Linked DNA regions of Homo sapiens: region 1 is linked to region 2. Evidence: read pairs that join two places in POLR2A ChIA-PET (ENCODE). Cell type or tissue: PC-3. All regions are shown on one strand. Links, peaks and the distances in the headings refer to the core of each region. The heading gives the core; the rest is flanking DNA.

Region 1 (7,196 bases), core at 1,387-6,386, 360 kb before region 2:
AGGAAAAACATAACTTGGAGTTCAGGTTTCAGTAAAGAGTAGGGCTCTGTTAAGTATCCTAGGTATTCAGTTTCGATCCTTGAAGGCCTATCACCTTTAGGTGTAAAGACAAATGGAAACGAGTCTGCCATTGTAAGACAGAAACTCAGTTGCAATCAAATCAGTTCTTAAGACTCCATGACAGGATAAATATGAAAATTACACCCAGACACATAATCAGTAAAACTTCTGAAAACCAAAGATAAAAAATTTGTTAATACCTAGCAGAAAAAGGACATGTAATTTCCAGAAAGCAGTAAGACAGTTCACTTCTAACAGAAATGATAGAAGTTGAAGATAATGGAAAAATGGCATTTTAAAACTACTGAAAGAAGAAAAGCCATCAATCTAAGACTTTATGCCCGGCAGCAGTATCTTTAAATGAAGGCAAAAACCAGAAGATATTGCTAAAAGAAGACCTAGGCAAACGAAAAGACATTGCATATTCATGGATTTGAAGACAATATTTTTAAGATGGCAGTATTACCCAAATTGATCTACAGATACAGTGCAATCCCTATAAAAATTCAAGGTACCTTTCTGGTAGAAATGGACAAGCTGATTTTAAAATTTATGTAGAAATTTGAGAGTTCCAGAATAGCCAAAACAATTTTGAAAAAGAGCAAAGTTGGAGGACTCACACTTCCTGATTTCAAAACTTACTACAAAGCAATGGTAATCAAGGTTGTGTGGTACTGGCATAAGGCTCATATATAAATCAAGAGAAAAGAATTGAAAGTCCATAAATAAATTTTTACATTTATGGACTATTGGTTTTTGACAAGGGTGCTGAAACCAAGGAGGTAAAACAGTTTTTTTTCCAACAGTGTGGGGCAACTGGATATCCACATGTGAAAGAATGAAGTTGGACTCTACTTCATACCATATTCAAAAATTAACTCAATATAGATCATAGACATAAATGTAACAGATAAAACTATGAAACTCTTAGAAGGAAACATAGGTGTAAATTTTTGTGACCTTGGCTTAGGCAATGGTTCTTAAATATGACACGAAATCTCAGGCATCAAAGAAAAAACAAAAAATAAGATTTCATCAGAGTTTAAAACTTTTGTGCCTCCAAAAAACACCATCAGGGAAGGAAAAAGACAACTCACAGGGTGGGAGAAAATATTTGCAAATCATGTATCTGATGAGGGCCCAGTGTCTGTGTTAAAAGAACTCTGCAACTCAGCAATAAAAGCACAACCTAATTTAAAAATTGATGAGTGATTTGGATAGCTGTTTCTCCAAAGAAGTTATACATATGGACAATATGTACATGAAAAGATGCTCAACATCACTGGTCATTAGAGAAATGCAAGTCAAAACTACAGTGAGATACCCCTTCTCACCCACTGAGATGGCTGTAATAGGCAAGACAGTAACAAGTATTGATGAAGATATAGGGAAATTGGAAAGCTTATGCATTGCTGGTAGAATGTAAAATAGTGTAACCACTTTGTAAAGAAATTAGAGAGTTCCTCAAAATGTTAAACATAGAATTACCATATGATCCAGCAATTCTACTCCGACATGTGTACAAACGCAAGAGAATTGAAAATGTAGGTACACACAAAAACTTGTATATGAATGTTCATAGCACCCTTAATCATAATAGCTAGGAAGTGGAAACACTTCAAATGTCCATCAACTGATGAATGCATAAACAAAATGTGGTATATCTGTATGATGGAATATTATCTAGCCACACAGGAATGAAGAAGTACTGATACATGCTACAATATGAATGAGCCTTGAAAACATGGTGAGTGAAAGAAGTCAGAACAAAAAGCCACATATTGTATGATTCCATTTATATGAAATATCTGTAGGTTTGTTACATAGGTAAACGTGCTATGATGGTTTGCTGCTCCTGTCAACCCATCACCTAGGTGATTAAGCTCCACATGCATTAGCTGTTTATCCTGCTGGTCTCCCTCTCCCGGCCTGCCCCCACCTCCCCACCCCATAGGCCTCACTGTGTGTTGTTCCCCTCCCTGAGTCCATGTGTTCTCATTTTTCAGCTCCCACTTATAAGTGAGAACATGCAGTGTTTGGTTTTCTGTTCCTGTTAGCCAATAGAACAAGTAGACAAGAATCAGTAATGGATAAAGGATATGAACAACCTCAACATAATTGACATAGAACATTATACTGAATCACTGATGACTACTTGTTTCTTGTTCAGTACACATGGAACATTTATCATTTACTAGTGTATAGACATGCAGTTGATTTTTTTTTAATATGGACCTTGTATCCTGTAACTATTGTAAATCCACTTAGTTTTAGGACACAGTTTTTGTATATGGTCCCGTGTTAGATTTCCGCCTTCTATCTTGTCTAACCTTTATTTCCTGTCTTTACCAGTTTTATGGTCACCAGAGGGAAAATTCAAAGTCTCCAAAGTTTGGCAGAAAGCATCAGAGTGAAGGCCAGCTATGATGCCTGGATATCCATTAGTATTCTTAGATGCACTTAATTTTGATGCCATGCCAGTTTCTTTCATCTCACTCAGAAATGTATTTAAATGGTTATTTTAACAGTTTCTCACATTTATGATATATAGGAAAGTAATTCAATGTATCTGATCTTCCATACTGACAGAAGTTGAAGTTTTTGTTTTTTCATATGAATGTTAGTCTCAACTTGTCTGCTTAAAAAAGTGTTATTTTCATTGGGATAATTTGAAATTTACAGATGAAAGGAGAATTGAAGTCCAGTCCTCTTTGGATTACAATGTGATTTATAAGTTCAGAGAAGAGAGATGGCCAGTTTTATAAACTTTTTACTTGTTTCTTACGTTCCTTACTAGATTTTTTTAGTAGCTGTTGACGGGATATTTTCTACTATGTTTTTTTCTTTCTTTTTCTTGAAAAATATGAAAGGCATTTGTTTATATATCCTACTTCATTAATATTAATTACCTTTGTTACCAGCTACCTTAACAAATTACCTTGTTTCTAGTAGTTTCCTTTTTGTTTATTTTATACTTTTTTAGTTATGCAATTGTGTCTTCTACCAAAAATAATAAAATTGGGAGTCTGTACATTGAGTTTCCCTATTAGCTCTCTTGACTCCTTGAGTTTTTATTTTCAGCTTTAACTCTCTATGTAATTGCTCTTACCTGTGCATTAATTTTATTCTGCAGTGTAGTTTCTCCATTTTCTTTTCTCTCCATCTAACCCTATTCTGTTCATCCTTAGATTTCAGGAATTCTTTAAAATATCTAATCAGCTGATGTTACTCTTACTACTTTCCAGTTTATTATGGTTTATTTTTGACAACTTATATTGTCTGTCATCTCATGAGCTTGAAGGTGGGAGGGAAGTAAATGAGTCTAGTTTGCCATCTCAAAACAGACTCTATTTAGACTATTTAAATACTAACTTAAAAAGAAAACATCAACAAAAGTCAATGTTCCTGGCTCTTATTCTTCAGTAACTGAATATTTCTTGGCTGGTCTTCGCAGCTGAGGTTCTTTATACTGCTTCAGTGTTTCTGTCCTTTGAGAACTTCAAATCTTTCCTGTTTCTGCCTCTACATGTCATTGATGAAAGTCTTCATTCCTTGTACCATAGATCCTGGAAGTTTTGATACTTTCCATCTATGGACTATGATATAATTGCATCCTGTTTGAGCTGTAAGGAGGTGAGGTTCAAACCTCTTCTCTTTGCTTCTGGGTTTTAACTAGTATACTAGAGCTAGATCAGGTTCAAAATTACCGGATTTTCTGTTAAAAGAGATCAAGACTTAAACCTGGAGCCAAACTGGAGATTTCCAATTATTTTCTCCTAAATGCAAAGTTGGGTTCTGACTTGGAATCTCGGAGTAGACTCCAAGTATATGTATCCAGCTAGCTGACTTAAGGTTTCCAGCCAGCCTTACAAACCAATTGGCTAGTGGAACAGAGAACAGTATTGAAATATGGGCATCCAGGCCAATTGCAAGAGGACAGATCTTGAGTCCTAATCCATTTGAGTTTATTACAAGGACAGAAGTGAAGTGAAAGGGAATTACTCATTTTTGTTTTTCAACATTTGCCTCTTGAATCAAGAGAGAGGGTGGAGCCTCTCTTGCTTGTGAGGCAGGGTGTTTCCACATACTCGTAACTTGAACTCTAGGAAGAAAAAGGTAGCAGGATAAATTTTACAGAAAAGGGAAGTAGAGCAGCATGCTTTGCCCAAGCACTCATCTCCTTTGATACAGTTCCTTCAGATACTTTGAAATGACTAATGCATTATATTTAAGGCCACTAGTACTAGTCATTGTGTTTTCAAGGAAATCAGAGGTATTCCCTGCTTCACTAAATGTATTTGTCATGACCAATTGCTTCTTTAAAATTATCCCATATTTGGAAATCAGTGAAAGAATTGCGGCAGAAAGAAATCAGTGAAGGAACTGAATACAAGAATAAAGTCAGGAGATGAATGAGTTTATGAAAATGGGAATAAAGATATAAAATACTTTTATTGTTCTAATGGGGAGATGAGAACACCTATACAACTTCTTCCTGGTATTTATACTTAACAACTATTAAATTCCTTATTTATGTGTTTAATGTTTGTGTTCACCAATAAAGTGCAATCTCTGTGAGGCCAGGGAGTGAATTTCTCTTATTTGTTTTATTCCCTACTTAGAACAGTGCTTTTAAATGTAATTTTTTAAATCAAGGGCTAAAAACAGGAAAATGGAGTTCTTTTTTTCTTTCATGCTTCCCTCTTTTGACTAATGAAAATAATACTTATTAATCATCTACTGTAATCCAGTAATTTACATGCCCTTGAGTAGGGTTGCAGTTTAATCAGCAAGGGGGAGAGGTACACAGGATTGATACCCACTTCTGTAATTTGAGGGATATTTTTCCAATTTTATTTCTATTCACAGGTAACAAAATTGATGTAGTTTTATAAACATTAATATAATGAACTTTTCTTACCAAATATTTAGTCTTTTTCCCATGTATTGAAATATTTCTTTGTAAATCTGATTTCTTATGGCCCCAAAGAAGTCCATTATGTGGATATTTGATAATTTACTTAACCATTTCCTTATTGTTAAGCTAGAATGTGTGCTCCATGAATATAAAGATTTTTTTTCCCTCTGTTAGCTCATTGCAGTTTCCCAGTACCTACAACAGTGTCTAGTGCGTAGTAGGTGCTCAATATGTATTTGTAGCATGAGTGAAAGAATGTGCTCTATTTTTTCCATATTATAAATGCCTTATAAAACGTTTTTGTACCTAATGCTTTCACTACACTTCAAATGATTTTCTAAGAATAAATTTCTAGAAGAGGACTTGCCAGTTGAAAAGACATAGAAAAGGTTGTATGATTTCAAATTAGTTTTCTAATCCACAATAATGTTACCTGTGGCTATTTTTCTTTACACTTTAATTTTATAAATTTTCTATAACATATTAGGATTAAAAGAGTTATTTTTTTTCTTTTAAGTACATTTCTATTTATTCAGAGAGCAGTGAGCAGTCTTCTAACTGGAATATAAGGTTTTTGTTGGTGGTGGTGAAAGATGAGGCTTGAAAGGTCACAGCTGGGTGTGGTGGCTACACCTCTAATCCCAGCACTTTGGGAGGCCGAAGTGGGCGCATCACCTGAGGTCAGGAGTTCGAGACCAGCCTAGCCAACATGATGAAACCCCATCTCTACTAAACATACAAAATTAGCCGGGGTGGTGGCACGCACCTGTAATCCCAGCTACTTGGGAGGCTGAGGCAGGAGAATTGCTTGAACCTGAGAGGCAGAGGTTGCAGTGAGCTGAGACTGCACCATTGCACTCCAGCCTGGGCAACAAGAGCGAAACTCCATCTCAAAAAAAAAAAAAAAGGAAGAAACATCACTTGGGCAAAGCAGTGAATGGCTTGGTATGCTATGCTAAGGACCTTTATTCTGCAGGAATTGGAGTCCTATAAACTATTAATAAGCAGAATACAAAAACTTCATAAAATAAATAAAAACAAAATACAAAAAAGCAGAGTACAGATGCCACCTGTCTTTTGAAAGTGTTATGTCCCAGTGAACCCACTGTAAATTAAAAATAAGTCTTGAAGATGCATTTAATATACCTAACCATCATAGCCTACCTACCGTAGCCTAGCCTACCTTAAACGTGCTCAGAACACTTATGTTATTAGCCTACAGTGGGGCACAATCATCTAGCAATACTGTACAGTGTAGAGTGTCGGTTGTTTGCCCTCATGACTGCGTGAGAGCTGTGGCTCGCTGCAACTGACCAGCATCCTGAAAGAGTCTCATATGGCTTTCTATTGAATTCATGTTGTTTTTGCACCATCTGTAAAGTTGAAAAATTGAAAAATCATCAGTTGAACTATTGTAAGTTGGACATCATCTGTAGTGGTATAGTTAGAACTCTTCTAGAAAGGTAATAGTGATAGTGCTGAGCAAGGATTGGTTAGAGAAGGGGACAAAGGGAGGTGCTAGATTTCTCACTCTCTAGTCTCCATATCTCACCAGTCACTGACTCAGTATTTCTTCAGTTTCTTCCTCTTTTTCTTAGTTAGATCCTCTCACCTCAATTACTGCTATAACTTTCCAATGTCTTTCCCTGCCTTAAAACCATTCTCCACAGAGCTGCTAGAGTGATCTAGCTAAAACTATCTGCGCAGAATGGTTCCCCTGTTATCTGTATTTTTAAGGTTCTAGTTTATTAACATGACATACAGCTTCTCTGCTCTTTGGACCCTTCAGCACCATTTCTTGCTACTCCCTGTTGTGCTCTTTATGTTCCTAGGAAAGGAAGCTGCTTATTGTCCTGTGTATCTTCTCCCCCACAAATATTTCCTGCCTGTGTGCCTTGCTTATGCTGTCCCTACTTCCCAAACTATCCCATCCTCAGTCACATCCATTTCAGTCCCCTTTTTTCTGGAGTTCACTGTGTAAGACTCAGGTGTCAGCCACTTCATTTAAAAAAACTTTTAACATACGTATTCACATACTATACACTTTCCTCCTCTACTCCCACTTTGGGGTCAAGGATCTCTCTTCTTTACTTTTTATAGGACCCTGATTTTTATCTCTCCTTTCCCTGTAGTACTGTTATGGTACTGTCTGTGTACTACTGTTTAGGTGTGTTTTGCACAATGGACTGTGAGAATTTGGGGGGCAGGAACTTGTGGG
Region 2 (7,196 bases), core at 1,017-6,016:
CAGGAAGAAATAAATCTGAACAAGCTAGGAAAAGTAAAGAGATTGAATCCAATAAGAGGTTGAATCAGTAAGGCCAGGCACGATGGCTCAAGCCTGTAATCCCAGCACTTTGGGAGGCTGAGACGGGCAGATCACGAGGTCAGGAGATTGAGACCAGCAGATCACGAGGTCAGGAGATTGAGACCATCCTGGCTAACACGGTGAAACCCCATCTCTACTAAAAAAAAAAAAAAAAAAGCCGGGTGTGGTGGCAGGCGCCTGTAGTCCCAGCTACTCAGGAGGCTGAGTCGGGAGAATGGCATGAACCCGGGAGGCGGAGCTTGCAGTGAGCCGAGATTGAGCCACTGCATTCCAGTCTGGGTGACAGAGCGAGACTCCATCTCAAAAACAAACAAAAAAAAAAAAGGTTGAATCAGTAATCAAAAACCTCCCCTAAAGCAGGACCAGATGGCTTCAGCTTGGTGAATTTTCTGCCAAACCTTTAAAGAAAAATTAACACCAATTCTCAAACTCTACTAAGAAATAGAAGAGGAGGGAATACTTCTCTGAACTATTTTTTCTCACAACACTTCTGACACCAAGTGTGTGGTTTTTTTATTCCACACAAAAACAATTCTCCAGACACCAAGTGTGTGTCCTACAATTCAATTCAATTCTGATAATATGTACCTGAAGTTAGCAGAAGCTCCCCAGACGTAGCCATTTGGGGGTGTTTATGGAAGTTTTATTGCGTAGGCACCATTGATTGATCAACATCATTGGCCATAAAATCATTGACCCAGGAGGTCAAGGGGTAGGGCTGAACAGTCCAGCCCTCTTTGCCTGGCAAGTTCAATGTCTAGGCTTCCTCACGGATGGCTTCTGTCAGTTTCTTTTTCCTGTGAATGGGTTATACTTTTCTTTTTTTCTTGGTATGCCTTCTAATTTTTTTTGCTGCTGTTAAAAACGACATTTCAACCTGAGGAAGCTGATTGAAAGAAAAAAACTGGTCATTTTGAATATTATAATGTGATAACTCTGGAAATCAGATTCTTTGCCCTTTGCAAGATTTGCTGTTATTGCTTATTAAGGGCTGCAGTCTTCTTTGTTTAGTGACATTTCCATATGATTTTTGCAGACTGCATTCTTTATATGTAGACACTGAAGTCTTTGATCTGTTACCTCAGTGGTCAGCCACAGTTGACACAGATTTCCTTAAATACCTGGACTAAAAACACCTGGACCAAACACAAAAGAAAAATCTTCTGATCTTGGCAGATTGGCTCTGAGCTGAGGCATTCCTTAGACACTTAGCCAAGCCACTCTTTCCATTTTCCCTAGACTTTACCTCCTGCTTGCATGGAATACAAAGATCAGCCACAGGTGCAAGCCTAGGGTCCTCTTAGATCTTTTCTGAGCATGTGTCCAGCCCTGGACATGTGCATTGCAGCCTGGGTTCCCTGGTATATGCAGTAGCCCTTCAACGACCTTCTTTCCCCAAGCATCTTCCTCCTCAGCGTCCTCCTTCCCAGGATTTTTGGTCTATGTGCTGCATGACCCATCTGCTGTCCCTTGCTCCAGACAGCTATGGGGAGTTTATGTCTTTAAATGTTTTCAACAGGCTGGGCACGGTGGCTCACATCTGTAATCCCAGCACTTTGGGAGGCCAAGGTGGGTGGATCACCTGAGCTCAGGAGTTTGAGACCCACCTGCCCAACATGGTAAAACCCCGTCTGTATTAAAAATACAAAAATTAGGCAGGCATGGTGGTGGGCGCCTGTAATCCCAGCAACTTGGGAGGCTGAGGCTGGAGAATTGCCTGAACTCAGGAGGCGGAGGTTGCAGTGAGCTGAGATCGTGCCGTTGCAGTGAGCTGAGATCGTGCCATTGCACTCCAACCTGGGTGACGAGAGTGAATCTCTGTCTCAAAAACAAACAAGATGCCACCTGGGGAGGTGCACCAGCCTGAGGGGTTGAAGAAAAGACAAGCCTCTGCACCAGTCCCCCAGGGAACTGCCAGGCATGTCAAAATGCACAATCACAATTACTTGAGAACAAAGTCCATATTGCTCACCCTGGCACCAGCAAGCTACATGAGGAATGTTTAGTCCTCTCCCTGAATCCTAGGTACATGGACAACTGCCCATAAGCCACTGCACTCAGAAATCCCTCAGACTATTTTAGGTGAAGCCCTGTAACTAAGTTCCAGGTAATCGGATGGAAGGAGAAGAGGCATGTCTTTTTTGTCATTCTGCTTCCTTTCGAGAATATGGAGATGATAGCCAGAGCTCAGGTAGCCATGCTGGGCCATGAAGACCATGAGGACGGTGAAGCCACAAAATGGAAGGAGCTGTGTCCTCAATTGTGGAGCCACTAGCTTGGCATTGCCTAATTCCTTACTTGGTTTCATGGAGGGAAAACCACTTTTATCTTGTTTAAGCCATTGTAATTTTGTGATTCCCTCACATACAGTTAAATCAAAGCTTGCTTGCACACACGGCCTTTCCAGCCACATTCCTCCTACGCTGTATGCCCCACTAGCTATGCTCAATGCCATGCAGCTCTCTCTGCTTCCATTTCTTTGCACAGCGTTTACTGGGAGTTATCAGGAGGGTCTTCTTCACTTGTCTCTCTCACTACCCATGAGTGTCTTGTCTCTGTCTTGGATTCCTTATTTTAATTCTTGGAGGAACTCAGGGAGAGGAGGGCATTATTGCTTTTTTACACATGGGAAAATGGAGGTTTACAAAGACAAAATTGTTTCCCAATTGTGCTTGGATAATGAGTAGCAGAACCAGATGTGGAACTCAAGTCCCTCTGGCCCAATGCAGTGGCTGGCCCTCTCCTTCACTTTGAAGGTCCCATGGCAGTGCATGCACTGGGGCTGTGGCTGAGGGATCTTTGATGAATTCATTCCCTTTGTGGTTTTCCTTTGAGGTCGTCAGCTGCTTTTCACATGCTGATTTGTGAGGGATGAGTAAACTTCTTCCTGGGCCTGGCCTCAGTTCAGGAGGGATGGCCTCTCTTCGGGTTTTGGTGTTCAGAGCATGGTGTTTTCTTTTAACACACTCTAGGGTCCCAACACTGCTTAGCAGACAGCGTGGGGGAACGGAACCCGTGTGAATGTTAGAACCAGATGGACCCAGGTCTGAAATCTGTCTCTTCTACTTATTTGTTGCCTGACCCAGGGTGATTTCTTAACCTTGCTGGGCCTCAGTTTTCCCACCTGTGAGAGGATAGGATGATATCTCTCAGAGGTTTATAGAGAGAATTAAAGAGAAACCAGTCAAAATGACAGGATTATGGCAGGCACTCTACAAATTTTAGTTGTCTTCCTTCTCCTACTTCTCTTCTCATTTGAGGTAGGAGCTTTGTTTGGTTTTGTTTGACATTGAAATGATAGACTATATTATTGTTCACAAATTTGGAAGCCTTGCTTCACATGAAAAAAAAAATAGAAGAGTAGATGAAGCCAAGTGTGGTGACTCATGCCTGTAAGTTCCAGCTACTTAGGAGTCTGAGGTGGGAGGATCACTTGAGCTTAGGAGTTTGAGTCCAGCCTGGGCAACATAGTGAGACCTCTGTCTCTAAAAAAAGAAGAGTAGATAAGTGCTAGCAATATCTGACATAAGATTGCCATGGAGTGAGCCTGAAGTAGTTTCTTTTGAGCCATGCAGAACCACATTCCATGTCAACAATAGTCTCACCAGTAGGGTTCCAGGGCAAGGTCAGTCCGACATGCATGAAACCCAGCCATAGCATAGGCACTAGGGACACATCCCTAGGGTTTGCCAGTCATGTGTGACACTGGGGACAGAAGGGATGCTTAAAGGACACCTTAAAGCAGCTCTTTCTTTGCTAGAGCTTTTGCCAGTGTGTCTGGGAGTTGGCACCAATCATCTGAAAGATTCTGGTCAACTCACCTAATGACACTTACCACCACATTTTTCCAGCATTTTCTCTGTATTATGGGATGATTTCATCTTTCCATGGAGGATGTTTATGTGATTTTGAGACACTCTTAGGATGGGTCTGCTCTTACCATTTCAAAAATTTAAGCCAGCAATCCTCAACCTTCTTGGCTTCATAACCTCTATACTCTGTTAAAACTAATTCAGAACTCCAAAAGCTTTTGTTTATGTGGTTTATGTTTACCAATACTTAACCATATGCTGTGGTTTGGATGTGGTTTGTCCCTGTGAAAACTCACCTTGAATTGCCAGTGTAGCGGTGTTGGGAGGTGGGGCGTATCAGAGGTGATTAGCTCGTTAAGATGGACTTCTTGTGAGACCCGGCTAGTTCTTGCAGAACTGAACTAGTTACCATGATAGTGGGTTGTTATAACGCAAAGCTGCTCCTTGTTTTTGGTCCCTTTTTTGTACATGCCTGCTTCTCCTTCTGCTTCTCCACCATGTTATGATGCAGCGGGAAGCCCTCACCAGAGGCCAGGCAGATGTGGGCGCCGTGCTTCTTGAACTTCCAGCTCCAGAATCATAAGCCAAAAAAACCTCTTTTCTTTATAAATTACCCAGCCTCAGGTATTCTGTTACAGCAACATTAAGTGGACCAAGATACCATGTTAGAAAGCAAAACTGAGAAATTTTTTAAAAATATTCACTCACTTTAGAATGACAAACCCATTATGTGTTAAGATATGACATTCTAATGAAAAATCTATTTTGCAAACAAATTTAGTGGGAAGAATGGTACTGTTTCACATTCATGGTGAGCAGTTATGGCCCTCAATTCTGTCCACACCTTAATACTCTGAACCTATAAAACATGTTATTTTACGTGGCAAAAGGGACATTACAGATATGATTAGGGTTAACGATTTTGAGATGGGAGATTATCTTTCATTATCCAGGTGGACCCAATCTAATCATCAGCTCCTGAAAAATGGAAAACCTTTTCCAACTGGTGAGAGGGAGATGTGACAGTGAAGGCTCAGAGGGAGATGCACTATTGCTGGCCTTGAAGATTGAGGATGGAGTCAAGAGCTAAGGAATGAACAGGACCTCCAGAAGCTAGAAAAGGTAAGGAAACAGATTCTTCATTAGAGCCTCCAAAAGGGAACACAGCTCTGGGATACCTTGATGGTAGCTCAGTGAGAACCCATGTCACACAGCGGACCTACGGAGCTGTACGAGAATAAATTTGTGTTGTTAAGCCACTGTGGTTTGTGGTAATTTTTAATGGTAGCAATAGAAAAACTAATACAAGGCCAGGTGCAATGGCTCACACCTGTAATCCCAGCATTTTGAGAGGCCAGGTTGGGTGGATTGCTTGTGGTCAGAAGTTCAAGACCAGCCTGGCCAACATGGTGAAACCTTGTCTCTACTAAAAATACAAAAATTAGCTGGGTGTGGTGGCGCATGCCTGCAATCCCAGCTACTCAGGAGGCTGAGGCAGGAGAATCACTCTAACCCGGGAGTCAGTGGTTACAGTGAGCTGAGATCACGCCATTGCACTCCAGCCTGGGTGACGGACAGAGACGCTGTCTCAAAGAAAAAGGAAAAATTAATCCAACAATTTTACAAATCTCTTTAGTGTCTGGCTAAACCAAAGACCGTTGGATTCTTGCACCTGCTTCTGCATTCAGTCTGTTGTGATATGATGCTTTGGTTGAAGTATATGAAGAAAATTTGGCCTTATGTAGATTTATAGTTGAAAACCATAGGAGTATTTTAATAGCCTTTTCAGATCATTGTGGATTATTCTTTGATATAACACCAAATTTAACAGTTGTAATTTCTTAAAGTTTAGTTGCAATGTAGAACATGAAATCATATCAACAAACTTTTCATATCTGTTACATTAATACCCATTGGCCCATCTTGCAATTTGAATGGATCTTTTACTTATGCATTATTTTGTAACATGATGTACTGGTCATTTGGAAAACACTGATTCACTAAGTTATGCAGATCTTCCAACTGTTGACACATTTCATTATACAAGATAAAAAAGATCACATTCATTAATGTCAATCTTATCCAAAGATACAGAGAAGCTATTAAACTCATAATGGCAGATACAAGTTTTCCAGAATTCTCACTTTCATTTGAAAGCTCAAATTTTATCATTGGCAACAAATAGCATCAGTTGTTTCCCTTGAAGTGACAGGCTCACTTTGTTCATTTTTCAGAAAATGTCTGCCAAATACACAAGTCTGAATCACTTCAGGTTGTCCGTCATATTTTCAAGATGGTGCTCTATGCAAAAAACAGTACAGGTTACGACTCACAAAATGACGTAAGTGCTTTTCTTGGAGACAACCAAGATACTTCAAATTGTAGCAGAAATGCTTTATGCCTACGTCCCGTGGCATCACACACAATATTAAAAACAGTACAGGATCAAGGGCAGAGATTAGATGGAATTAATAATTTTTACTGCTCACGCCTGTAATCCCAGCACTTTGGGAGGCCGAGGTGGGTGGATCACGAGGTCAGGAGATCGAGACCATCCTGGCTAACAAGGTGAAACCCCGTCTCTACTAAAAATACAAAAAATTAGCCGGGCGCGGTGGCAGGCGCCTGTAGTCCCAGCTACTCGGGAGGCTGAGGCAGGAGAATGGCGTGAACCCGGGAAGCAGAGCTTGCAGTGAGCCGAGATTGCGCCACTGCAGTCCGCAGTCCGGCCTGGGCGACAGAGCGAGACTCCGTCTCAAAAAAAAAAATAAAATAAAAAAAAATAATAATAATTTTTACTGCTTTATTAAGTACATTCTCAACTGAGACTGCCATTTTAAAAAAATCACCAATATCATAGCAGTGAAGAATGCAGCATCGACTACTCTGTTTGGCGTCACAGAGTTTGTTCATGCTAAGGCGTCAGCAGTTTTACCCAACACTGATTTTGTTCCATCAGTGCACATATCAACATAGTGAAAATGAGTGATAACAAAGTCTTAATATTATTATGAAAACCATTTTGCCCACACAGACCCTGGGGGTCTGCAGACCACACTTTGAGAACTGCTTATTTATGCCATTTTATCTAAGGACATCTCCACCTTCATTCCATATTTCTATGATGTGTAGTGCATGGGCTTAGCATTTTGGTGTCTGTTTCTGTAAACCATTGCAAAGATGTGCACACACACTTTATTGTCATATTCTAACGAGATTTATGAAATTCACAACACGTACTTTGTAGACAATTTGGCAAATGTTTTTCTTTTAAAAATTCCTTGGCTTTCTCTGCATTTTCTT

The links. ChIA-PET counts read pairs that join two places held together with the same protein. Peaks named below come from ENCODE experiments on the same cell type or tissue, not always from the same donor. Only the 100,000 strongest peaks of a DNase experiment are listed, where the experiment ranks them.
Region 1: POLR2A ChIA-PET joins it to region 2 with 6 read pairs; 1 of 35 experiments calls an interaction of 5 or more read pairs at or near these places.

The regions. Positions count from the first base shown.
Region 1 is chr1:227,222,925-227,230,120 of GRCh38, reverse strand. All of the region lies in intron 2 of CDC42BPA (CDC42 binding protein kinase alpha), which reads left to right. Among named protein-coding and RNA genes, the nearest start is that of CDC42BPA, 92 kb to the left of the region's middle. In PC-3, for the core only: no CTCF peak of the experiment used is centred there; a DNase peak (open chromatin) is centred at 4,210; H3K4me3 peaks cover 1,024 bases; H3K27ac peaks cover 1,902 bases.
Region 2 is chr1:226,859,368-226,866,563 of GRCh38, reverse strand. It overlaps LOC105373119 (a long non-coding RNA gene), which reads left to right. Exons shown (of 3, transcript XR_949226.4): 2 at 4,847-5,015; 3 at 6,128-7,196. Among named protein-coding and RNA genes, the nearest start is that of PSEN2, 7.6 kb to the left of the region's middle. RefSeq lists an enhancer at 2,642-3,190. In PC-3, for the core only: no CTCF peak of the experiment used is centred there; DNase peaks (open chromatin) are centred at 2,923 and 3,493; H3K27ac peaks cover 483 bases.